Linked DNA regions of Homo sapiens: regions 1 and 3 are each linked to region 2. Evidence: chromatin contacts called from ENCODE Hi-C or POLR2A ChIA-PET data. All regions are on one chromosome and are shown on one strand. The core of a region is the stretch at or near the end of the contact, and the rest is flanking DNA. Distances in the headings are between cores, read along the strand shown.

Region 1 (3,846 bases), core at 579-3,078, 340 kb before region 2:
ATCCACCCCGTATTGCTTCAATATTCAGCTCAATCAGGCCCCTCTTGGGAGCCTTCATTAACTGTTGGGCCAGCAGTGAGCTATAGACGCACTTTCCCTGCTCCATGGCTGTGCTCATATCACAGTGGGCTCTTACCATGAACTTCCTATCAACCTCTTGCACTGGACCTCAGACACTCTGAGGACAGAGCCCCAGTGTGATTCAGCTCCATACCCCTATATCCACATGACTCAGCTCCGTACCCCTATATCCACGACTCAGCTCCATATCCCTATATCCACAACTCAGCTCCGTACCCCTATATTCACATGACTCAGCTCCGTACCCCTATATCCACATGACTCAGCTATGTACCCCTATATCCACATGACTGAGCTCTGTACCCCTATAATCCACGACTGTCCGTACCCCTATATCCACATGACTCAGCGCCGTACCCCTATATCCACATGACTCAGCGCCGTACCCCTATATCCACATGACTCAGCTCTGTACCCCTATAATCCACATGACTCAGCGCCGTACCCCTATATCCACGACTCAGCTCCGTACCCCTATATCCACATGACTCAGCTCCGTACCCCTATAATCCACATGACTCAGCTCCGTACCCCTATATCCACGACCCAGCTCCGTACCCCTATAATCCACATGACTCAGCTCCGTACCCCTGTATCCACATGACTCAGCGCCGTACCCCTGTATCCACGACTCGGCTCCATACCCCGATATCCACGACTCGGCTCTGTGCCCCTATATCCACAACTCAGCGCTGTACCCCTACATTCACGCAACTCAGCTCCGTACCCCTATAATCCACTTTACTCAGTGCCGTACCCCTATAATCCACATTACTCAGCGCTGTACCCCTATATCTACATGACTCAGAGCCTTACCCCATATCCATGTGACTCAGCTCCTCACCCCTATATCCACGTGACTCAGCACCATGCCCCTATAATCCACTTTACTCAGCGCTGTACCCCTATATCCACCGCACCTAGCGTGTGGGAAGTTCGTGCAGAGTTGTTTCTTTTTTTGAGACAGGGTCTTACTCTGTTGCCCAGGCTGGAGTGCAGTGGCGTGATCATAGCTCACTGCAGCCTTGACCTCCCGGGCTCAAAAAGATTCTGCCACTTCAGCCTCCCGAGTAGCTGGGATGATGGGCACGTACCAGCATGCCCGGCTAGTTTTTTATTTTTGTAGAGATGGGGTTTTACCTTGTTGCCCAGCCTGGTCTCCAACTCCTGGGCTCAAGCAATCTGCCCACCTCGGCCTCCCAAAGTGCTGGGATTACAGGCGTGAGCCACCGCACTTTTTGGAGATAAGGCAATAAAGGCACATAGAACTTAAGTCACTGAGCATGGACCTGAGCCTAGAACTCAAAGCTCTGGATGCCTGATTCGGTGCCATTTTCACTCCTCCATATTTCTGTATGTCTCTGCCCTCCCTGGGGCAGGACCAGGAGCAGACAGAAAGAAGAGCTGAAATTAGGATTTTCTTCTGAGTTCTAGGCAGTCCCTGAGCTCAGTGCTGAGACTTCTCTATTAACCAGAAACAGCCCCCAACTCCATGCTAACTGGAAACTAGTTACTGCCCATGATTTAGTCCTCCTTAGTCATTCAGCAAATAACTTACCAAGAACCTACTATGTGCCAGGCATCACGTTAGGGTTGGGTGGTCGAGGAAGCAAGGCTTCCGACCTCAGGGGGCTTATAGTATGGTGGAATAAACCCAGTAGAGCAGCCAGAGGCTGTCCTTGCGGTAGGAATGCAGGGAGAGTGTGAGGGCCAGGTCCCAAGATGTTCTGATCCTTCAAAAAACAAACAAACAAAAAGGAGCATTAGTCATTCCAGCCAGCTGCGGGCTCTGGCCGTGCCTAGAGGGTACCTGATCTCTGACTGATGCAAGAGCCCTGCGTGCAGGCTCCAGGACAGACTTGGCTGGCTTCAGCAGCCTGCTCTGTTCCTTGCTCAGTTGAGAATTCATTTCCTTTTTGATACTTACCTTATGGTACTTACCTTCCTACTTAATCTGGTAACACATCTCTCATGTCAGGGCAAAGGATTCAGCAAAGAATTAGGTTCAGCAAGAGTAGGTTGTCATTTTAATGGCCTGAAGGGCTCAGCCATGAGAAGCTGGTAATTACTGGAGAAATGCCTGGCCTTTCCCTCTCCAGTACAGGTGGCCCTGGGCAAAACCATGGGGGAGGAAGGGCAAGGCCCTGATGGAAGCCACAGATAAGCTCAGCTTAGGCTGAGCATGCAGTTAGACTTGCTGGCAGAAGGAAGGGAAGGAGAAAACATACATATTGGGCAACTATGCTGGGCCAGGCCTTGTTCTCATTTAATCTCTATGCCTGCCTTGAGAAGTTCCCATTTTATGGCCCAGAAAAGGGGCATAAATATCTCCCCACCTCTTCTAATAGTTACATCAACCGTCGGGTGACAGAGCTGGGCTTTGTGATGCGAGTCTGATCTCTGCCACACCAGTGAGCACAGTGTCAAGGCAAAGCCTTTGCAGCTGCACTCCACTCCAACATTGTGAAGGAGGCCGGGCGCTTATAATCCCAGCACTTTGGGAGCCCAAGGTGGGCGGATCTCTTGAAGCCAGGAGTTCGATGGAGGCCAGCCCGGCCAACATGGTGAAACCCCATCTCTACTAAAATACAAAAATTAGCTGGGTGTGGTGGTACGCATCTGCAGTCCTAGCTACTGGGGAGGTGGAGGCTGCAGTGAGCCGAGATCACACCACTGCACTCCAGCCTGGGCGACAGAGAGAGACTCTCCCAAAACAAACAAACAAAACCCAAAAATAAAGAAGTCATCTTGAAAGAAGTTTCAACATTTGCCTTTTCATTCTGAGATTACAGTTTTCTATAAACATCTAAGAGTGAAGAGTCTGACGTTTTTTGGTCACAGCTGAGCCACTGCGTGACCCCCGCCCCGCCCCACACTCACTTTGCTCTAGGCAAAGCTGTACTCTGAAAGCTGGCCCCAATGGGGAGGTTAGGACTGTGCCTGCTCAGAAGTCTGTGGGTGCCTCAGAGAAGGGCAACAACCCTAGGCTGGACCCTAGCCTTGAGAGTACTTCCTACTGCCAGAGCCCCCAGATTTCTTCCGGTGGCAGCAGATACTGCCAGAAGAGCCTGCGGTGCACACACCAGAATCCGGGTACTTGGATGAGAAGGACACATTACTGATCACCTTCCTCCAGGCAACCCTGTCAGTTAAGGACTACAGTCCCGCCCCCATTATGTAGATAGGGAAACAGAGGCAAAGAAGTTAGGAAACTCGCCCAGAACTCTCAGCTCATGAATAAAAAAGCAGAACTAAAACCCAGTGCTCTCCCTGGCTGGGCAAACGTGTGGAAGTTGATGTGCCTGGTTACTGTTTGTGCTTCGCTTATCATAACCAGTGACAGCGTGGTTAGCACTGTTCGCCTCAAGGGCAGCTGTGAGGATTACTTGGGATTGTCCTGTGGAAACACTTCACATGCATATTAACTAGGAGAAAAGCCACTGGAGAATGAGCTTTATGAGCTCTATCAATCACCACAGCTAGTCTGACCTAGGGGTAAGCAAAATGGAAGACAGGAAAAAGGGAATACATTTGCTCAGGACAGCGTGAGGGCCACGTGAGCTGCTTGATTGGTAGTGATTTGTACAGGGGCTTTATGGATCACTAGGTTTTAATTTGCAAGGCCTGAAACTGTCCTTAGCATTCTCTGAAACCCACAGTGCCAGTCGCCCTTCACGCCTCGGCCAGCAGAAAGCTCCTCATGAGTGGATCCTCTTGAGAACTTCAGAGGGGTCAGGTGACGGTGACTGAGACTGCCTCAGTGAT
Region 2 (3,954 bases), core at 1-2,500:
AGGGGGGCGGGGGGGGTGCCTCGTGCTGTGTCACCCGTTGGCTATGCCATGACTCACTGTGGCCGAAAGCTTCACCAGATGCACCTGCCTGTGGACGTGGGGTCCGGAAAAGCCTCTAGCGGGGAGTGAGCTCCAGCCCTCGGGGATGATGCCAGAGCCTGGGGCAGCTCCAGCCCTGCCACAGCTTCACTGCCTGTTCGTAATGGGTCACGTCCGTGCCCTGGGACTTGTCTGTGAAACACAGGGAATGATTAACTGGTTTCCGAGGGTTTGTCCAGTTCTAACATTCTGTCCTCTGCACTTTATACAGGATTTTAATTTCGATTTTAATTCCCCAAACAGGTGAATGGGGGAGGGAAGGGGGAGATCGTCACAGAGCCACAGCACCTCTAAGGAGGGGTGAAACCGTGATGGGATGTCAGGAACACAGAAGCACCCCAACCACTCTCCATAGGAGGCAGACCCCCGCCCCGTCCCACCAAGGGGAGGTGACCACCCGTGGATTTCCAGACTGAATCCCATCCTGCCATCTGCCCCCAGATACAGAAATGGAGGCCCAGAGAGTGGGTGTCATGTTCAGGATCATGCCACACACCAGGGCAGAGCTGAGCTAGGACCCAGCCTCCTGTCTGCCACTGGGGGCTTTGTACCCTCTCTAGCACATACCTGGAAGTCTGAAGCTTGGAGATGTGGTCCCTCAGGAGGGAAAGCCCCTTCTGAATATCCTGTTTCTGTTGGGCCCCAATCACAGCCCTTGCTCTCCCCGCCAGGGGCTGCGGGCCACTCTGTGGGGCAAGGGTAGGGTCCGGGTGCCCACACAGGAATGGGCCCGGGGTAGGTTGGGGGCTGGATCTGGGTTGCCCTGGGGAGGTGGGAGACACAGCCCACCATGACTGGTGGAGGTCTAGGTTCTGGGCCCTCCCTGAACTGGTTAAATCCGGGCGTGTGAGTATCGGAGGAGCCACCGGCTCTCCAACTGGCGCCCCTGACTTTAGCCATCTGAGACTCCTCTCTCCAGTTCTCCCAGATACGCTAGGCTCAAGCCCTCAGCCCGGCTCCCAGAGCCTCCGCCGGGAGTCCACGCCCGAGGCAGGGGTTGGGTGAAGGGTACTGAGTAGGTGCTGGGAGCCCCGTCACCAGCACCCTGCTCCCAGCTCCGTAGCCAGAGCAAACCCTCTCCCGCTCCCCGCGGGCGTTCGCGGCCGGTCGGCCCCGGCGTGACTGCGCCCCCATTGGCAGGAGGGGCTCTGCCGCCCGGGCCCCCAGTCCCCGGGCCCCCCACCCCCAGGGCAGCACGTGCGGGGCGGGGCTGTGGCCCGAGCCCGGAGCTGATTGGGCGCGGGCCTGGTGGGCGGGGCCGGGCCGCAGCTGTCAGAGCCGCGGCGGCGAACGAGGCGCAGCGAGCTGAGCGGTGGCAGCGCCGCAGCCGGGGCCGGAGCGCAGGAGCCGACGGGGCCCGACCAGGATGGTGCAGTGGCGGCTCCGCGGCGCACGCACGCGCTGAGCGGGCCCAGCCTGGGCCCCGCGCCCCCCGCGCCCCCCGCCGCCCCGATCCGGGCCGGCATGATGTGCCTGGAATGCGCCTCGGCGGCGGCGGGCGGCGCGGAGGAGGAGGAGGCGGACGCGGAGCGGCGGCGCCGGCGCCGGGGGGCGCAGCGAGGGGCTGGCGGTAGCGGTTGCTGCGGGGCGCGGGGCGCGGGCGGCGCTGGAGTCTCGGCCGCGGGCGATGAGGTGCAGACGCTGTCGGGCAGCGTAAGGCGGGCCCCGACCGGACCCCCCGGCACCCCCGGCACCCCCGGCTGCGCAGCTACTGCAAAGGGCCCCGGCGCTCAGCAGCCCAAACCGGCCAGCTTGGGCCGCGGGCGGGGGGCAGCCGCCGCCATCCTCAGCTTGGGCAACGTGCTCAACTACCTGGACAGGTACACCGTGGCAGGTGAGCGAGTGCCCCACCCAGCCCGAGGACCAAGACCCCACCCCATCCCACCACCCGCCTCGAGGGAGGTACCCCAGAGAGCTTTTGGTCTCAGGCCTGCTATCTCCAGGCCCTACGTGAGGTCCCTACGGACCCTCTGCTCAGGCACAACTGGGCAAGGGATGCCTCCGTGCACCACGGGTACAATCCAGCTCCCCGCTCATACACACCCGGGGCCAAGGGATAGAGGAGTCCCCACCCCTGGAGCAGCCCGCGCGTCCTCTCCAGCCCTTGACGGCCCATCCGTTGTCCTCCTCTCCAAGAGTCTCCTCTGCGTCTCTCTGTCTCCTTGTCTCTGCGCCCCCTCCGACCCCAGCTGCCGGTTCCCGGGCCTCCTTCCCTTCCCTTCCCCCAGCCCAGGTCGTCTGTCCGTCCATGGCCCGTCAGTTCCTTCCTTTCTCCGCCGCCTCCACCCCCCTGCGTGCGTGCGGCGAGTGCGCGCGCCCCTTGCGGGTGTGCGCTAGGGAGACCGGGTGTGTGTGCGCGTGGCGGCGCGGTTGTGTGTGAGCGCGTGGCTGACAAAGGCTCCGGGCTGCGGGGAGCGGAGGGAGGGGCGGGGCGGGTCCGCGGCGCCTGGGGACCCAGGCTGCGGTTTGCAGCTGGCCCTGTACAGAGGCCTGGAGACGCCTCCCCCTGCTCTATGGTGCTTGGGGTGTAGGGTAGGGCGCAGGCCTCTGGAGCTAGAGACGTGGAGCCTCATCCTCAGGGAGCATCTCTGGGAATCAGCCTTGGGGACGGGATTGGGATCGATAGAACAACTGGGTTCTAGCCCCAGCTTTGCTCCTAATGTGCTTGGTGTGTGACCTTGGGCCAGTCTCAGCGTGTGTTTAGGTCTGTTTGCCCGTTTGTGAGTTGATTGATCATTGGGCCTTTGGGGGACGCACGTGGTTCTGGAATTGCCTTCTGCTGGCTCCCTTCCCCAGCAATTAGGGGTGGGTCTAGGGGTAAGAATTTGCCCTAGACTGAGCTGCTACTGGTTGGGAATGGTGGAGCTTTGAGAGGGAAGGACTTTGGCCAGACTGGCATAGGAAGGGGCTCCCTGCAGGAGGAGAGCAGTACTGTGTGCCTGGCATGCTGGCCCAGAACCTGCGTAACTATAGCTTAGTAAAATCTGGAGCTATCAAACACACACACAACAGAGAGAGAGAGGAGATAGGAGAGAGGGAAGGATTTATTTTTGGACAGACTCTAAAGAGAACTTTGCGGCAATTGAGGGAAGAGAGCCCGGGCATAAACCACATGCCACCTGGTGCCTTCTCTGGGCCTCAGTCTCCCCGTCTGTTGAATGGAGTTTTGTGTCAAATGGAAGGGAAGAATTCTGATGGGAGGGCAGAGGCTTCCCCCTCCCCCCATTCCTGCTTTCAACCCCCCTTGGCTCTCTGTCCTTCCGCTGGAGGAAATTGGAAGTGGGTACCAGTGGCATCAGTTTCTGGGTCGAGCTATCCCAAAGAGAAACTTACTTTGGTCTAGAGAGCAGGAATATTGAGCACCTCCCAAAAACGCCAGCCGCTGTCACGCATGCACCATGCTGCCGGGGACCTGGGAGCATAAGCGCCATCCTTTGGGGGAGAAATCAGAGAATACCTGGGACCTGTAGTCAGTTCACAAAAGGCTTCTGTACACAGATAGGGGGACCAATGTCCCTGTACAGCCCCCGTTCAAGATGGCCAGGAAAGTGACTGGCAAAGCTGGTGTTAGCTCTAACAGTAAGGCTCTGCCTGGGAGGAGGTCTTCCCACCCTTTCTCAGCTGAAGAAGGAATGGTACTACTTCTGGCACTGTAGCGCTCTCCAACTTGTTTTTTTTCTGGCCCCAGACCACCCCCTTTGACGTTCTTAGGGGAACTGCCTCTGCCAGGGGCAGAGCCAGAGAGGGTGGGATCAGGGAGGGCTGGCACTTATCTGCTCCCACTTCTACTCAGGTCTCTGAGTCAGATTGTCAGCATGGGGGAATGAGATAGGAAATTTGTGGTGAATTGGTAAA
Region 3 (3,970 bases), core at 548-3,047, 290 kb after region 2:
AGTAGCTGGGACTACAGGCGCGCGCCAAGACGCCGCCCCGCTAATTTTTGTATTTTTAGTAGAGACCGGGTTTCACCGTGTTGGCCAGGATGGTCTCTATCTCTTGACCTTGTGATCCGCCTGCCTCGGCCTCCCAAAGTGCTGGGATTACAGGCATGAGCCACCGCGCCCGGTCCAACAGGAATAACTCTAAGAAGTTTGGGGACAGGAGACTAAGAACCCCTAAGAAAAGATCATGCTGTTTCTTCCATTGCTTTCTGTATCCTTATATCCTTTCCTGGAATGCCTTTCCCCCTGTGACCACCAGATGGACTCCTAATTTGCAAAACAAAAAGCGAGAAAATCTGGCTAAGTATGTTTTTTGTTTGTTTGTTTGTTTGTTTGTTTTGAGACGAAGTCTCACTCTGTTGCCCAGGTTGGAGTGCAGTGACGCCATCTCGGCTCACTGCAACCTCTGCCTCCCGGGTTCAAGCGATTCTCTTCCCTTAACCTCCCGAGTAGCTGGGATTATAGGCGTTCGCCACCACGCCCGGCTAATTTGTATATTTTTAGTAGAGACGGGGTGTTGCCATGTTAGCCAGGCTGACCTCAGGTGATCCGCCCACCTCGGCCTCCCAAAGTGCTGGGATTACAGGCGTGAGCCACCGTGCCTGGCCTAAAAATGCCTGGCTAAATTTGTTAGGGGCCACAACCCCAGATTTACCTGCCCCTCATACACACTCCTTTGTTTATTCAATACCTATTTAGCAATAATATGTTTTGGCTTAAGCAATATTCCACTTGCTGTAAGCAAGAATAACAAGGCCCCTGTCATCAGAGGTCACATTCCAGTGGGGGAGACAGAGGATAAATTCTCCCCCAGTGGACCTTGAGCTCTGTGAAGGCACTTTTGTATTCTTGAAGCCTAGTACGTGCGGAAGTACTTAATAAAAGTTGGTGCAATGAATGATTGAAGAGCCAATCTGGAGTTTTGAAAATTAAACCACAAAAATGCAAAAGGATAAAGCCTGACGTACGTATATGATTGCAAGAGGTCATGTATCCAGGTCAAGACAAAGTCCCCTGGGAATAAGATAGAGAATTTAGAAGTGGGTGTTCCCGGCTGGGCGCGGTGGTTTACGCCTGTAATCCCAGCACTTTGGGAGGCCAAGTTGGGCGGATCACAAGGTCAGGAGTTCGAGACCAGCCTGTCCAGTATGGTGAAACCCTGTCTCTACTAAAAATGTAAAAATTAGCCGGCACTTTCCAGCCTGGGCGACAGAGCGAGACTTTGTCTCAAAAAACAAAAAAACAAAAAACAAACAAAAAAAAAAAGAGAGCGAGAGAGAAGTGGGTGTTCCCTGGATCCCAGAGCCGGACAATGCTTGAACTTAATAAGATTTATAGGGCAATTGTGGTCAGCTTTTCCATTTAGTGTTTTCACATACGTTATCATTTAATCCTCACATGAGGCTTGCAAAGTACCTATTATTATCCTCAATTTACAGTGGAGGGAACTCAAGCCCAGAGTGAATTTAGGGCCCACACCACTGCTCAGTAGGGGAGCTGTTCTGGGCCCTGCCTCTCTTCCCAATACTCAGAGTGCCTCTTGCTACAGCTGGCCCTACAGGGAAGGGAAATGCACTGATCTGTCACTGCTGTCGAATCCCCCAAATTCCCTTCACCCAGTTCCTCGCACCCAGGGTAGCTGCCCTTTGGGGCGAAGGGCACAGGGGAAGGGGCCTTAGTAGGTTAATTATTAATCCTTTGCGCCTCAGGGCACCACGGGCTTCTGTCCCCTCCTGGAGGCGGAGGGACACGGACTGGCTAGGCGCTGGTGAGGGGGCGGCGGTCCCAGCAGCAGGCATGGGAGTGGCGGCGCGGCCCCCAGCCCTGCGGCACTGGTTCAGCCACTCAATTCCTCTCGCTATCTTCGCGCTGCTGCTGCTTTATCTCAGTGTTCGGAGCCTAGGTGAGCTGCCCCTTCCCTCACTTGCTCCGGGAGGAAGCCCGGAATCCAGGCCCTCACGACTCAAGCCTCTTTCTCGAGCCCTCACCGCTCCGCTTCTCCTCTACCCAGGCGCCCGCTCGGGCTGCGGACCCAGGGCGCAGCCCTGCGTTCCAGGGGAAACGGCGCCCTTCCAGGTACGCTAGGCGCAGGATTGGGCGCGGGCGCTCCAGGAGGGACCAGAACAGGGGGACGTGGAGCCAGGCTGAGGGTCCGGCAAAGGGCGGGTCCTCCCCCGGTCTACCCTCTCCCGTCGGAAGCTGAGCGCACAGCAGAAGAGCCGCCAGCTAAACCTTCGGAACAATTTCTTCAGGGCAGAATCTGCTCCCACCTCTTCCCATCGTGTCTCCCCACCAGGTCCGGCAGGAGTCGGGAACCCTGGAGGCCCCGGAGAGGAAACAGCCTCCGTGTCTGGGCCCTCGGGGGATGCTGGGCCGCATGATGAGGCGGTTCCACGCCAGTCTGAAACCCGAAGGGGATGTGGGGCTGTCGCCGTACCTGGCGGGATGGAGGGCACTCGTCGAGTGAGTGGCCTCCCGCCCCCCAGCCGGTCCCCGCCTCCTTGGCGGCTCCATCTCCATTCTCTCAAATCGTCTCGCCCGCAGGTTCCTGACTCCCCTCGGCTCCGTCTTCGCCTTCGCCACTAGGGAGGCCTTCACCAAGGTGACAGACCTGGAGGCTCGGGTGCACGGCCCGGACGCGGAGCACTACTGGTCGCTGGTGGCCATGGCGGCGTGGGAGCGGAGGGCGGGACTGCTGGAGCAGCCGGGGGCGGCCCCCCGGGACCCGACCCGGAGCTCGGGCTCTCGCACGCTGCTCCTGCTGCACCGCGCGCTGCGCTGGTCCCAGCTCTGCCTCCACCGGGTGGCGACCGGCGCGCTGGGAGGCCCGGACGCGGGCGTGCAGTGCAGCGACGCCTACCGTGCGGCCCTGGGTCCGCATCACCCCTGGCTGGTCCGACAGACCGCCCGCCTCGCCTTCCTCGCCTTCCCGGGTCGCCGCCGCCTGCTGGAGCTGGCGTGTCCCGGAGCCACCGAGGCGGAGGCGCGGGCCGCGCTGGTCCGGGCCGCCGGCACCTTGGAGGATGTCTACAACCGCACCCAGAGCCTGCTGGCCGAGCGCGGCCTGCTCCAGCTGGCCTAAGACGGCGGCTGCGGGGACCGGCGGGAACGGAGCGGACCGCCCGGGGTGGGGCCGCGCAGCCCGGGGTCAGTCCTGCAGCCCGCGCCGCGGCCGCCTCCGTATCCCGCCTCTTCCGTGACGTCGCCGCGGCGAGGGCCGCCCCCGGCAGGGAATGGCGTTGAGCTCCCTCTGTCCGCAGTCTCGGAAAGACGGGAGGAGCTGTGAGGAATAAAAAAGCAATATTTGGCAGCGTCGACGTAGGGCGTTTTGTGTGATGACGACAGGCGCTTAAGGGAAATAAAAAACGAAGGTGAGAAGATGTGTCATCTCTGTTCTCGGCAGCCGAGAGACTCACGCTCCCCCGGCCTATCGTAGTCACTCCCGTGGCTTCGGTTGCCAAACACACGCTGAGTCTCCAGCCCAGACTTGTCCCTGAGCTTCACCCCTGTGCAGCCAAGTGACTCCACGGCCACTCCCACAATGAACATGAAAGATCTTGCCATTTCATACACTGATAACTTCCAAATCACAACTTCAATCCACTTTCTCCTGGACTCCAGAATCCTACATATACGATTGCCTATTCGGTATTTCCACTTGGATGTCACCTAGGCATAGCAAACCTACCATGTCCAACACTAAGCTCCAACACGCCCTCCCCACGAAAATTCTCCCTTCATAGTCTTTGCTGGCTCAAATGACACTTCATTCTTCCAGGTCCTCAGACCAAAAACCTCGTCATCCAGACCCTTCTGGGTTGTTTTTTCGTTTTGGTTTGGTTTTCTTTCTTTTTTTTTTTTTTTTTTCTGAGACAGAGTTTCTCTCTTGTTACCCAGGCTGGAGTGCAATGGCGCGATCTTG

The links. Hi-C counts contacts between places; a loop is a spot of excess contacts on that map. ChIA-PET counts read pairs that join two places held with the same protein, here RNA polymerase II (POLR2A). Pooled maps may share reads with other maps.
Region 1: POLR2A ChIA-PET joins it to region 2 with 11 read pairs in PC-9. The contact joins the enhancer-like site here to the promoter of SPNS2-AS1 in region 2. POLR2A ChIA-PET finds 5 or more read pairs at or near these places in 2 of 52 experiments (PC-9 and naive thymus-derived CD8-positive, alpha-beta T cell).
Region 3: a loop to region 2 is called in a pooled map, with 2.9 times the contacts of the local background. The contact joins the promoter of GLTPD2 here to the promoter of SPNS2-AS1 in region 2. A Hi-C loop is called at or near these places in 1 of 50 pooled maps.

What each region holds. Positions count from the first base shown.
Region 1 is chr17:4,159,568-4,163,413 of GRCh38, forward strand. No RefSeq gene overlaps it. Among named protein-coding and RNA genes, the nearest start is that of CYB5D2, 18 kb to the left of the region's middle. Within about 2 kb of position 1,829, at least 14 of the 41 ENCODE cell types and tissues checked have a DNase peak (open chromatin) inside an H3K27ac peak, as active enhancers do; they include PC-9, where a contact is called at or near this core.
Region 2 is chr17:4,497,485-4,501,438 of GRCh38, forward strand. SPNS2-AS1 (SPNS2 antisense RNA 1) reads right to left here and starts at 1,251. Exons shown (of 3, transcript XR_001752763.2): 1 at 667-1,251; 2 at 58-231. SPNS2 (SPNS lysolipid transporter 2, sphingosine-1-phosphate) reads left to right here and starts at 1,397. Exons shown (of 13, transcript NM_001124758.3): 1 at 1,397-1,933. The coding sequence starts at 1,564. RefSeq lists silencers at 1,190-1,249, 1,260-1,409, 1,470-1,519 and enhancers at 1,561-2,196, 2,197-2,831.
Region 3 is chr17:4,787,167-4,791,136 of GRCh38, forward strand. It overlaps GLTPD2 (glycolipid transfer protein domain containing 2), which reads left to right and starts at 1,798. Exons shown (of 4, transcript NM_001014985.3): 1 at 1,798-1,951; 2 at 2,060-2,124; 3 at 2,345-2,511; 4 at 2,593-3,423. The coding sequence starts at 1,846. The coding sequence ends at 3,130. RefSeq lists a silencer at 2,605-3,254 and an enhancer at 3,485-3,564.